Linked DNA regions of Homo sapiens: region 2 is linked to region 1. Evidence: read pairs that join two places in POLR2A ChIA-PET (ENCODE). Cell type or tissue: PC-9. All regions are shown on one strand. Links, peaks and the distances in the headings refer to the core of each region. The heading gives the core; the rest is flanking DNA.

What was found. Peaks named below come from ENCODE experiments on the same cell type or tissue, not always from the same donor. Only the 100,000 strongest peaks of a DNase experiment are listed, where the experiment ranks them.
Region 2: POLR2A ChIA-PET joins it to region 1 with 6 read pairs; 2 of 35 experiments call an interaction of 5 or more read pairs at or near these places.

The regions. Positions count from the first base shown.
Region 1 is chr2:45,960,980-45,966,590 of GRCh38, reverse strand. All of the region lies in intron 2 of PRKCE (protein kinase C epsilon), which reads right to left. LOC124907761 (a long non-coding RNA gene) reads right to left here. Exons shown (of 2, transcript XR_007086305.1): 1 at 3,140-5,611; 2 at 762-1,706. Among named protein-coding and RNA genes, the nearest start is that of PRKCE-AS1, 290 kb to the right of the region's middle. RefSeq lists a silencer at 2,047-2,341 and an enhancer at 1,958-3,157. In PC-9, for the core only: no CTCF peak of the experiment used is centred there; DNase peaks (open chromatin) are centred at 2,150, 2,570 and 4,260; H3K27ac peaks cover 1,105 bases.
Region 2 is chr2:46,194,117-46,199,727 of GRCh38, reverse strand. No RefSeq gene overlaps it. Among named protein-coding and RNA genes, the nearest start is that of EPAS1, 100 kb to the left of the region's middle. In PC-9, for the core only: no CTCF peak of the experiment used is centred there; no DNase peak of the experiment used is centred there.

The sequences.
Region 1 (5,611 bases), core at 513-4,512:
CCAGGTAAAGAGTGATTATAGTCTTCAAGGTAATTTTACAACACAAAGAAAACAATTCAACTATCCTGGTATTTTGGTCTAAATAACTGTCAAACCCTGCCTATTCAAAAGCTGAAAGATGTCAGCTAGCATTTATGGGACCCCTGCCAGATGCTGAGCATGATTCCAAGCACCTTAAGTGTATGAGGTACTACTATCTGACACACACGACAGTATCCCGCATGCGTGCAAGGTAGTACCTCACATGTGTGACAGAGCATCACACACGTGCGAGATAGTATCTCACGCACACGTTTGTGGGAGCATCACAGGCACCTGCGGTCATGTTACACATCTATGAAGTATCAACATTACATATTCATGCAATATGTAAGCATCTTACATACTTCCTCTAATATCACAAGGCATTACTTTTGGCACAAAGAGGTTAAATAACTGTCTTGTGAAAGGCCATGCAGCCAACAGTAAATGTCAGTTTGGGATTTCCCACCCTGGCCCAGCCATCCACGCCTCCCAAGGATGGCAAAATAGCCTAGTCCCACTTGTACCCAACTGTGTGTGTAGAAGTTTCCTGTCAGCTGCTGATCACCCACCTCCCCACACATCTGCCCTTGCTCTCACCTAGATACTTAGAAAAGAAAGCTGAGGGGGACTGATTAAGTCATGGCACACCCACATAATGGAACGTAATGCAGCGGTTTAACAAAGCAGCTATGCTAAGCCCACCAAGAAACTAAGCAGAAAAAGAAAACTAAGAAACATGTCGATAGTGTGTATTTATTTGTATAAAATGAGAAAAAAAGAATACACTCAAACGCATATAAGCAAGACTGTGGATGGAAAATTTCTGCAAGGGTATATAATAAGCTATTCATCCTAAAAATGTTTATCATGTGGACACTGGATTCCAGGCAATGTTCTAGGCACAAAGGGATAACCCATGGCTACTCCCTCAATTTTGTTCTCAGATATTCTGGATTTGGTCCTTAATAGACAGGTCTCTGCTAACAAAGCAAGAAATTGCCATGATAGTCCAGAGTACAGTGATTATGACTGGGAGGTGCTCCTCACAGAAGCTAGGGTGCAAACTTTACCTCTCAATCTCTGGGGAGTCTACTTAATTTTCCCTTTCAATAATGCTCTGTTTTGACTTTATAAATTCACTGGTAAATATGCAAGGTCAATGGAAAGAAAACAAAACAAACAAAACCAGGTACTAAAAATCAAAGCAGCCGTGCCTTTTATTTTGTAATTTTCCATAGAACAATAGATGATAATGTTTGCAAGTGAAATAAATACTTCATGACAGTGAGTTTTAAATATTGTGTAAATATTTATGTGATGTCAAAGAATATGTTCTACATGTGTACTCACACAATGCATTAAAGAAAATTTGTTCAAAACAGGAAAGAGGAAACAGCAACTAATTCCCTCAGAGAGATTATTCGATGCTATCTGTATCTTCCCAGAGAGGCACACAATAAGAATCAGAAACGTCTGAGAGGAGAGGTTTGAGATTGCCTGCATGTTTTATTCTGCATGTAATCTAATCAGAAGAGAACGGGTGGCATTTCAAGATTAGCATCTCAAGTTTAACATGAACCGTTGTTTCTCCTTCCTCTTCACTTTCTGAATGATCTTTGCTGTGTTCATGGCAGGATTTATGCTCTGTCCAGGTATGAAAACAAAACTGCAGCTAGTGTTCACTACATAGGAAAAAAAAAGTGAAAATCTCAGACTTTGATACGGTAGGCACAGCAGCATTAGAGTAAACTGAGTCAAAACATGGTGATTGACAGATAATGTGAGAAAAGAAGATGCCAAACCCCAATCTCACTGCCCCATGGTTTCTGATGCCAAGCACACTGTGTTGAACACAAAGAAGCACCGAGGAGCAGTGATTTCACTTAAGCAGGAAGCCTGCTAGCCTCTAGTCTATATTCATTCATTCATTCATTCGCCCATTCGTTCATTCCCTCCTCCATCCATTCACAGTTACATATTACAGTCATGGTGGAACTTTACTGCATGCTTCTGGTACCCAGTAAAAATTACTACTTCCAGGAGGAAACCACAGAGCAAAAAGCCTCCAGGCAGACCTGCTGAAAGCTCAAAGAGTGCTCCCAGCCTGGGAAATCTGCCAAGTGGGGCACCAGCCAAGGGTGGGACCAGAATCCCTGTTGGTGCCAGTGATGATCTGAGATGAATCACAGGAAACTGAGCAATTGCTGCATTCTCGGGCACCTGAGCACAATGGAGCTCACGTTCCATGAGGCCAGGTTCTGGCCACTGCTCATGCTTCTAAAATGCTGTATTAAAACGGGCCTGTGGACAGCAGGATTAAAAGTCTTAGTAGGGTCTCTGCCTGTCCCCAGGTGCTGGTTGGTGAACATGGAAAGGGTGTGAATGTGCCGAGTAGAGTGGGACATTCCTCCCTCGAACAAATAACAAGCCTTTTAATGCCATAGGCACTGCAACCCTAAAGGCTATGGGGTTATTTATTGAAAAACCCACACCCTTCCAGTGCTGTTCGTAGCAGCCATTCCACATCACCCAGTCAGTGGCAGGCCACATTCATGAGACTAAAGCAAAGTGAACTCAAGATCACACCCTTCGACGTCACAAGGCTCCCAGCTACCTCACCTTGGGCTCCACAGAGCTTCTCAAAGGTACGTGCCTGCACAATTTCCCAGACTACCGCAGTGAGCCAACTTTTTAGTTCCTCAAACTCCTTCTTTACTAAGGCAGTTTTGAGCACTTGCTAATTTTAAAGTCAGAATTAAAAAGAAAAATAATGGTCTTTCCCAAGAGATCTGGAGTCCCGGCAGGGCGCCCAGAATGCTGACCAGGTGGGTATTCTGATTAGATGACCTGGGAAGGAAGAATTTCAGGGAATCTGAAGATAAAATGGAGATAAAAGGCAATGAAAGAATGGTAAGGCAAAGGAAATGGAGAAAGACAGAGGATAAAAGAGGTAAAGATGGCCGGGCGCGGTAGCTCATGCCTGTAATCTCAGTACTTCGGAAGGCCAAGGTGGGCGGATCACCTGAGGTCAGGAGTTCTAGACCAGCCTGGCCAACATGGCGAAACCCTGTCTCTAGTAAAAACACAAAAATTAGCCGGGCGTGGTGGCGCACACCTGTAATCCCAGCTACTCGGGAGGCTGAGGCAGGAGAGTTGCTTGAACCAGGGAGGCAGAGGTTGCAGTGAGCCGAGATCACGCCACCACACTCCATGTTGGGCAATAGAGCAAGACTCGGTCTAAAAAAATAAATAAATAAAAACAAGTAAAGATGATTATTATGCCACCCAGTCTGAGCTGGTAATTACCTAAATGAACCCCACATGTTCCCAGAAAGCAGAGGGACTCATTTTACATAACACAATCTACTCTCCCTGGTTTTTTGGTTCCTACTGATCAGGAAACGAGCTTGCCTTCCTTCCATCCTCCCTTCTATCGACCCAGGCCCATCTAGTCCCCACGGCAGGGCACTGGGAGATAGACGTCCCTTAGGAAGCTTCATATAGGTGAACAAGCCCCAAGTCTTTCCACAGAAACAGCTATAATGGCCACAGCTCTTGTGGAACTTATATCTTTTCCTTTGGCTTCAAAAACCTGCTTCAATTAAACTTTTTCTTACCAGTTTTTATGTTCCACTGAGACTGACCAAAACTCTGCACATGGAGAGAGGGATGAGAAGGTCAAAAGCAATAATGCTTTTAATAACTGAAAGCATCCCAGAATCGAACTCATGCTCCTTCAGGGCTCAGGAGCTCTGACACGCACATGCACACAGCACAGTGCCTCTCCCTGACACCCCCGCTGCTGGCACTTCTCCCAGGCCAGGGGACATCATAGTCCAGGAAATTTGCCAGATTCCCAGTTATTCGGGCCTTAAGGCTTGGCAACTCCTCTCTCCCCCGGAGCTGTCTTCTATAGTGATATGAGAATGTTGGGAAAAGAATAGTCACTGTGTGAGGAAAAAAGTCTATTTCTAATAGCTCTGCAACCAAGAGAAACATCAGCTAAATGCTGAGCTGCATATCTATAAACTTCCATTTGGAGAAAATGAAAACTGCCAAGAGGGGAACAAAAAAGGAAGGGGGGTGGTGGGCGTTTTCAGTTTAATGAACCTGAGAAAAAATTCTGAGGCCACAGATGCTTAAGGGAGATCCAGTTAGCTCAGTCCTTGGTGCTAATGAAGTAAAAGTAGCGACCAAATTCCTCAAATGAGTGAGTTATCTTTGTCTAGAAGGTAAATATTACTGGCCACAGGCCCTGCCTTAAATCTCAGCCAGATTTCTTATAGGTATACATTCTTTAGGGCCCTGGGGGGAAAGTAGGAATGGTTCTACATTACCCAACTTCTTTCCTAAAATTCACCTTCCATCCTACACCTTGCTGACCTCAGGAAAGCCCAAGAGTTGTGTCTTTACTTAAAGAAAGTGTCACTTTCCTAATCCAAAAATCTAAGCCCTGCATACGCTAGTCACCCACTTGCCTTTTCAGTAGGTTTTGGTTTAAGCAGTACCTGGGAACAGGTAGCAAAGGCGAGGCTGGGGTTGAGGTCTACCACAGTCTTAAGAATCCCTGGCAGCCGGGCGCGGTGGTTCACGCCTGTAATCCCAGCACTTTGCCAGGCCGAGGCAGGTGGATCACCTGAGGTCGGGATTTCGAGACCAGCCTGACCAACATGGAGAAACCCCGTCTCTACTAAAAATACAAAATTAGCTGGGCTTCGCGGCACATGCCTGTAATCCCAGCTACTCAGGAAGCTCAGGCAGGAGAATCGCTTGAACCCGGGAGGCAGAGGTTGCAGTGAGCCAAGATCACACCATTGCACTCCAGCCCGGACAACAAAAGTGAAACTCCGTCTCAAAGAAAAAAAAAAAAGAATCCTGGCAATGGAGTAGCACTGCCCTGGCCAAGGCAGGCTGCTACACCTCTGAAATGCTAACAAGCCTGGCTCCTCAGCTAAAGCTGCTCCTGAACTGAAAGTCTAAATGGGGTCTCTGCCTGTCCCCAGGTGCTACTTGGTGAACATGGAAAGGGTGTGAAATGTGCCAAGTGAAATGGGACATTCCCCCCTCAAACAAATAACAAGACTTTTAGTGCCATAGGCATTGCAGCCCTAAAGGCTATGGGGTTACAGAAACCGACTCACGGAAAATGAATGACACAATAAATCTTGATTACTATCTTCAGCTGCTGAATTTGAGATAACTTGTTATATAGCAGTAGATACTTCATTCAAGAGGTAATAGGTAAAGCAGGAGAAAGTCAGGGTAAACATTGCAAGGAAAAATGTTTTTAACTCTGAGACTTGTTCACTGCTCAACCAAATCGGGGGGGGAAAGGAGGTAGGTATTGTGACTACTGTACTTGGTGTTACACACTCCTGCCTATGGAGAGAAGCAGAGGAAGGATCAATGCTATGATAGGTCAGCTTATATTAGAATCACTATCACATGGAAACCAGGGCCTGTGTATAAGTGAGTAAGGCTGACTTAGCTCCTGAGAGCTGGGAATTCAGAGACGCTAAAGTCCTGGTATTCTAAAAAATAAAGTGATCCCTCTTGCTTCCAGCCCCTCTGTGTTTGCTTTACTCCT
Region 2 (5,611 bases), core at 960-4,959, 230 kb before region 1:
GCCTCAGGTGATCCGCCTGCCTTGGTCTCCCAAAGTGCTGGGATTACAGGCGTGAGCCACCACAACTGGCCTCAGGACCACCTTATACTTTTAAAAATTATGAGGGCCCCGAAGAGCTTGTATTTATTGAGCTGTGTCTATCAACATAGCGGCATTGTTTTATATTTTTATAAATCTCTTTAATGTGCAGCTGAGTAGAAGGCAGCTGGATTCTTATATCTGCTTTTGCATTAAATACTTTAAGATATGCTTTGGTCAAAGCATATGACGAAAAGCCAGCATCACAGAGATATGCAGTTGGAAAAGCGAGGACCTCATGGATCCTGTGTTAGGCAGCCTCTAAGATGTCTCCCAGTGATCCTGCCCCCCAACATTCATATCCTTGTGTAAACCCCTCCCCTCCTATGTGGGCTGGACCTAGTGATTTGGTTCTAAGGAATACATATGGCAAAAGTGGTGAGATATCACTTTGACGATTACATTACAATAAGACTGGCTTTTTGGAACTGAAGGAGACCTCTGGCCCATATCCAGCGAGGAACTGAATCCTGCCAACAACCACGGCAATGCGTTTGGAAGGACATCTTCCCCTAGTAGATCCTTCAGATGAGACTGCAGCCTCAGCTGAACTCTTGAATGTAGCCTGTGAGGGACCTTGAGGCATCCGTTAAGCCTGCCCAGATTCCTGACTGCCTGTGAGATACTTGCAGATAAATATTCGTTGTTTTAAGCTGCTGTGCTTTTGAGTAATTTCTTCCACAGCATTGGACAACTAATATATTCATGAGAGGGTCTTAGGGATGCCCAGGAGTTCCCAGACCTCACTTTGAGAACTGCTACTCTAGAACTATCCCTCTTCAACTGCTCTTATGGATTTTATCAAGTCCGTATCTGCCTCTTCTTTCACTGTCCTGCTCTCAGCTGAGAGGAGGAAGAGGACTGGTATAGGGATGAGGCCCTGTGCAGGTGAGCACTAACAGGTGATAGGGTGCATTTCCAGTCCCAGGTCAGGACGGTGCCTGCACATCGCATTGCTGCTCCCTGAGAGTGGAATTTCAGGCAGTGTGCAGCTACTCGGGGACATGATGGCAGATCATGGGAGGTTCCAGGTAGAGTCTGTCCCCTCCTCAGCCAACCCACACCCTGCCCACCCCCATCCTGGTGCTGTCTGGGGAATTAAACTGCAACCCTACAACTCATGCACTGGGCCTTGGAGGGCCGTCACTGCAAATTATCCTATTGCTCCTGTCTTTGGGATGAGCAACATACATAGTCAGAATCTGACTTTGTCTTCCAGTTGAAGTCTTCTGTCTGAATTTGCAGATGTTCATGTTCACACAGGCCCATCTGTCCATCCTTCCAAATTCCTGAACTGCTGATGTCACACCTCTTTTTACAGATGGAAAAGCTGAGGCAGGAAGGAGAATCAATGGCATCCAGTCAGGGTTCCAGAGGCTGTGGCAGAACCAGGAAAACAACATTCAAATGGAGGAATTCCTTTAACCCCTATTAATTACTATGCAAAAGCAGAAGTTCCTGATCTCTTATATCTTCCTACTTCCAAGAGTAACATCAATCCTGACCATGATACCTCCATTCTAGATCACTCCTGGCTTTCCCCTACTGACATGGTGCCATGAGGATAGGGACATGGAGACCATCTAGGCCTGTCACCCCACTGTGGAAGAACAAATGGAGAGCCCAGCCCAGGAGATGATGTGACCAGCCCAAGGTCACGTAGCAAGACAGAGATAAGATCAGGTCTCAAACAAAACTTCTGCTCTCCTCCCCCATCCCCACTCACAACCAGCCTCAGATTAGAGCTTCATATGAGGGGCCTGCCACCCCCACCCGAGGCTGCAGGGGCTGCGTGGGTGGTGCTGGGCTCAGTAGCAGCTCAATCAATGATTGAGAATGAATGAGGAGGCTGACAAATTTTTAGGTTTGGTCTGTGGCCAGGGTTAGGTTCCTGTGATTAAAAGTTGGTTTCTGACAAGGTCAAGGTTAGAGGGTCGGCCTGTAGCTAGGATGGGGAAGTCAGTCATTGTTGAGGCTCAGCCTGTCTCTGATGGGGTTTAGAAGTCAATCTGGCTGGAGTAAGAGGCCAGCCTTAGGTTGGGGTGGTGTCAGTCCATGGCCACTGTTTGTTTCTTGCAATGCTAATCAACCTCTCTGGTGCGTCGCGCAGCATCCCTGACATCCCAAGCCTTCTTGCCTTAGTACAAAAGGTCCACTGTCCTGAGCAGAGGATGGAGGGGTCAGCTCCTTCTCCAGGGGTAGAGGGGGCTCAGGTGTGGCACCAAGGAACTGGCTCTCCGGGCTGGAGTTGTCATAGCCCTGGTTCTAGGGCTGTCCTCAGCAGCTGGCCTGGGAGACAGCCCTTGCATGAAGGGCACAGCCACTAAAAAGACTTCAGGCCCTTGGAGGCATTTCCTGTTTTCCAGTGAACTGAAAACTCAGCTTCCGGCTTAGAACAGTCCATAAGGATGGTTTCTTTTTTTGATGGTGGGCAGGGTGTCTTGGGGCAGAGGCTTTGTTGGACTTGAGGACAAGCTCTCAGGGCTCTGGTAGGAGGTGGCCCACAGAGACGAGTGGGAAAGGAGAGCAAGAACCCCTGGACACCTCAGCCTGTTTCCTGGCTGTGCCTTTGTGTTCACATCCAGAGCCCTTAGAGGGAGCAACACCAGCATAATCATACCTCAAACAATTGTGTGTATTTCACATGGAGGTGAAAGTTCTCTGGAGAGGAAAAGCAAAAAGTATGCAGGACCTATGTTGGCATGGTGACCAGAAGCATGTTGAAAGAGCCGGGTCTTTGGCGCCACCCAGACCCAGATTCAAATCACAGGCTTGACTGCTCATCTGTCCCTGAGGCTGGGTATGTTGCTTGGACAAATTCCTGGCCTCTCTGAACCTCAGAGCCTTCATTTCTAGAATGGGGTCCAAATAAGCCCCTCCCAGGCACCAGTGGAAGCCAGTCTCCTTCCTTCCAACTGAGTGCAGGGGGAGAAGGGTCCAGAGGCACATCTGTTCCCCAAACAAGGCAATCAGCTCCACTTCCGCCAAAGTGAAGGCCCTAGGCTGGTGCTGCTGCCCCTCCCCAAGCCCTTGCTCCTGCCTTCTCTACGACCCTACAGGCACATGCTGGTCCCCAGCCCCTCACTTGCCCAGCTCTGGCTCTCCTGTATTGCCTCTTTGGGTGGTGAGTGCAAAGAGGATCGGGAGAGGATGGAATTTCCTGATTGGCCCCACATGCCTTGACTTTGGTCCCCATTATCCCCACCATGCTAGACTCTGTCAGTTCCTCTGCCCCGGCCAGGGATCACCTAGGACCCCCAACCCCCAGCATCAACATAGAGTGCAGATTAATAGCCCCCTGCACAGGTGGGAGAGAGTGGGTAGAAAGTAAGGCCATTTACGAAGGTCATTAACACGGACCACAATTTTTAAGAAGGTGTTGGCCAGATGAGGCCCACAGCTCCCATCCCCATGGTGGGTCCAGGTGCGGAGGAGCTGGCCTAGACGGGAAGGCTGGAGGGGAGGGCGGGGAGGGCCCGCCAGCCCAGCCTTGCTCAGATTCCATCTGGCCCTTGGCCTGCTGTCTTTTGTGTCACCACCCTTGCCTCTGGGTGGACAGCGTCCATTAAGATGGGCCCTCACCTTTCCCTTTGGAGTGGTGCCTCTTTGGAGCAGCTGAATTGCTGGAGGCACCGAGTGACTTGACAACCGCCCAGAACAGAGGCCGCCTGAGGCCCGCTCTCATCTGAGCAGGGAACAGCTGGACACAGCTGAGCCTGCCTCGGACTCTGCCCTTGTAGACTTTCTCCTCCTACCTGAGTCTCTCCTTGTTCTCTCCTCCTCGCCTTCCTGCCTTTCTCAGGACAATAAAGTAGGAGTGAGGTAGATTTAGGAAATCCGGAAATAATGTGAAAATGTCTCTATGCATGCACACGTAAAGATCTGGGGTGAAGGCAGAGCCAGGCCTGCTGTCCCTGGGTGAATGTATTCCTGGGGGAAGTGCTCTCAGAAAACCATGCTCTGCTGGAGCCCTGGGAACTCAGAGCTGAGGGTGGCCGATAATTCTATGATCACAACATTGTTCTGCTCCAGGAAAAACCACCACCCAGATGGGATCAAATGCCAAAGAAGGGTCCTTGGGAGGGTCTATTTATTTGATTTGGTCCCAGCAGGAAGAGGAAGGCTGAGTGAATCTCAGCAGGCCGGTTCCCACCCCTCATCCTAACAGTCTTCTCTCTGGGATGCTTCTGGGAGCCCTGAATGACTGTACATTGGTTTATTCATTCATTCATTCTTTTAATTACATATAAATATAGTTCAGCCCTAGGGAAAATCACAACGACTTCATCCCACGTTGTGATCTCTTCGGCGTTTTCTTTCTTTTCTCCATAGCATATGCCACCTTCTCAGGACAGTCCTAGATCCAGGCAGGAGGGGCTCTGCCCAGGCCCTGCAATTTAGAGGGATCCCTTCCCTAGCTGCTCCCCCTTTCCAAGGGCCAAGGAGCCAGCAGCTGCAGCCAGCAGCCCTGCTGCTAGACTACCTCTGGGTACCTAGGATGTAGAATTCCCTGCCATGAGCAAACTCATGGTCCAGAGTTTGCTGTCAGAGTCTGCACAGACTTTGTCCTTGGGCCCATCCTCCCAGGGTGACCCAACCCCCAGCACGTGCACCCTTGGCCAAGGAGTGTGGATGGAATCTGGACATGATGACTGGGGTGTCCTACTGGTGTGAGACACAGCTTGGAGTGGGAAGAGAAGGAGCAGCCCACAAGCAGGGCCAGCTTTCCCCAGGCAGCCGTGTTCCTGGGAGCCAGGACTCCAAGGAGCCCTATTCCAAATTCAAACCTGGCCTTTCAGGTTGTTAAGAAAATGTATTTGTCAAGGGACAAAGCTAGGATGTATTTTACTTAACAATACCCTGCTTTATAACTTTAAAAATATTTAGCCTTTTGGTCCATTTATACTACTCCTTAAATGTCAGGGGCAGCCTGGACCTTCTAACACATTATGTAATTTACTTAGTGGTCGTGTTTACAGTTTCTTATTATCTGCCAACATCCTTGCCTTGTGTAAGGGCAAGGATTTTCGTCTTTGTTCACTGATGTCTAGATAGATGGCTTAAATTTAGTGGGAACTCCACGAAAATTTGTGGAATAAGTGAATGAATGAATGAGTGCATGAATAGTTAGTTCTGTGTATCATCTATCCTGTGTGCAAGTACTTTTTGTATGGTCTCTGGGGTTCAGCCAGATCTGGCCTGTCACTAGGTCTGTGAACTGAGCAATGTTCAGTTTCCTTAACTGTAGAACTGACATACAAATAACAACAGCTTTATGAAGTTGTAAGGATTAAATAAGCGATATAATTTCTGAGACGCAATTTCCTCAACTATAAAATGGGGGATAATTAGAGTATCTACTTCATGTGATTTTGGTGAGGTTTAAATAAGCTAATTTATGTGACATACTTAGTATAATGTCTGAAACAAAGAAGATTATTTAAGTTATTAATAACCTAAAGAAGGAAGCATGAATGGTGGATTCTGCATTTGGTTTCCTGGAAGTCAGCCTTTTCAGAGCCTCCCAAAGCAG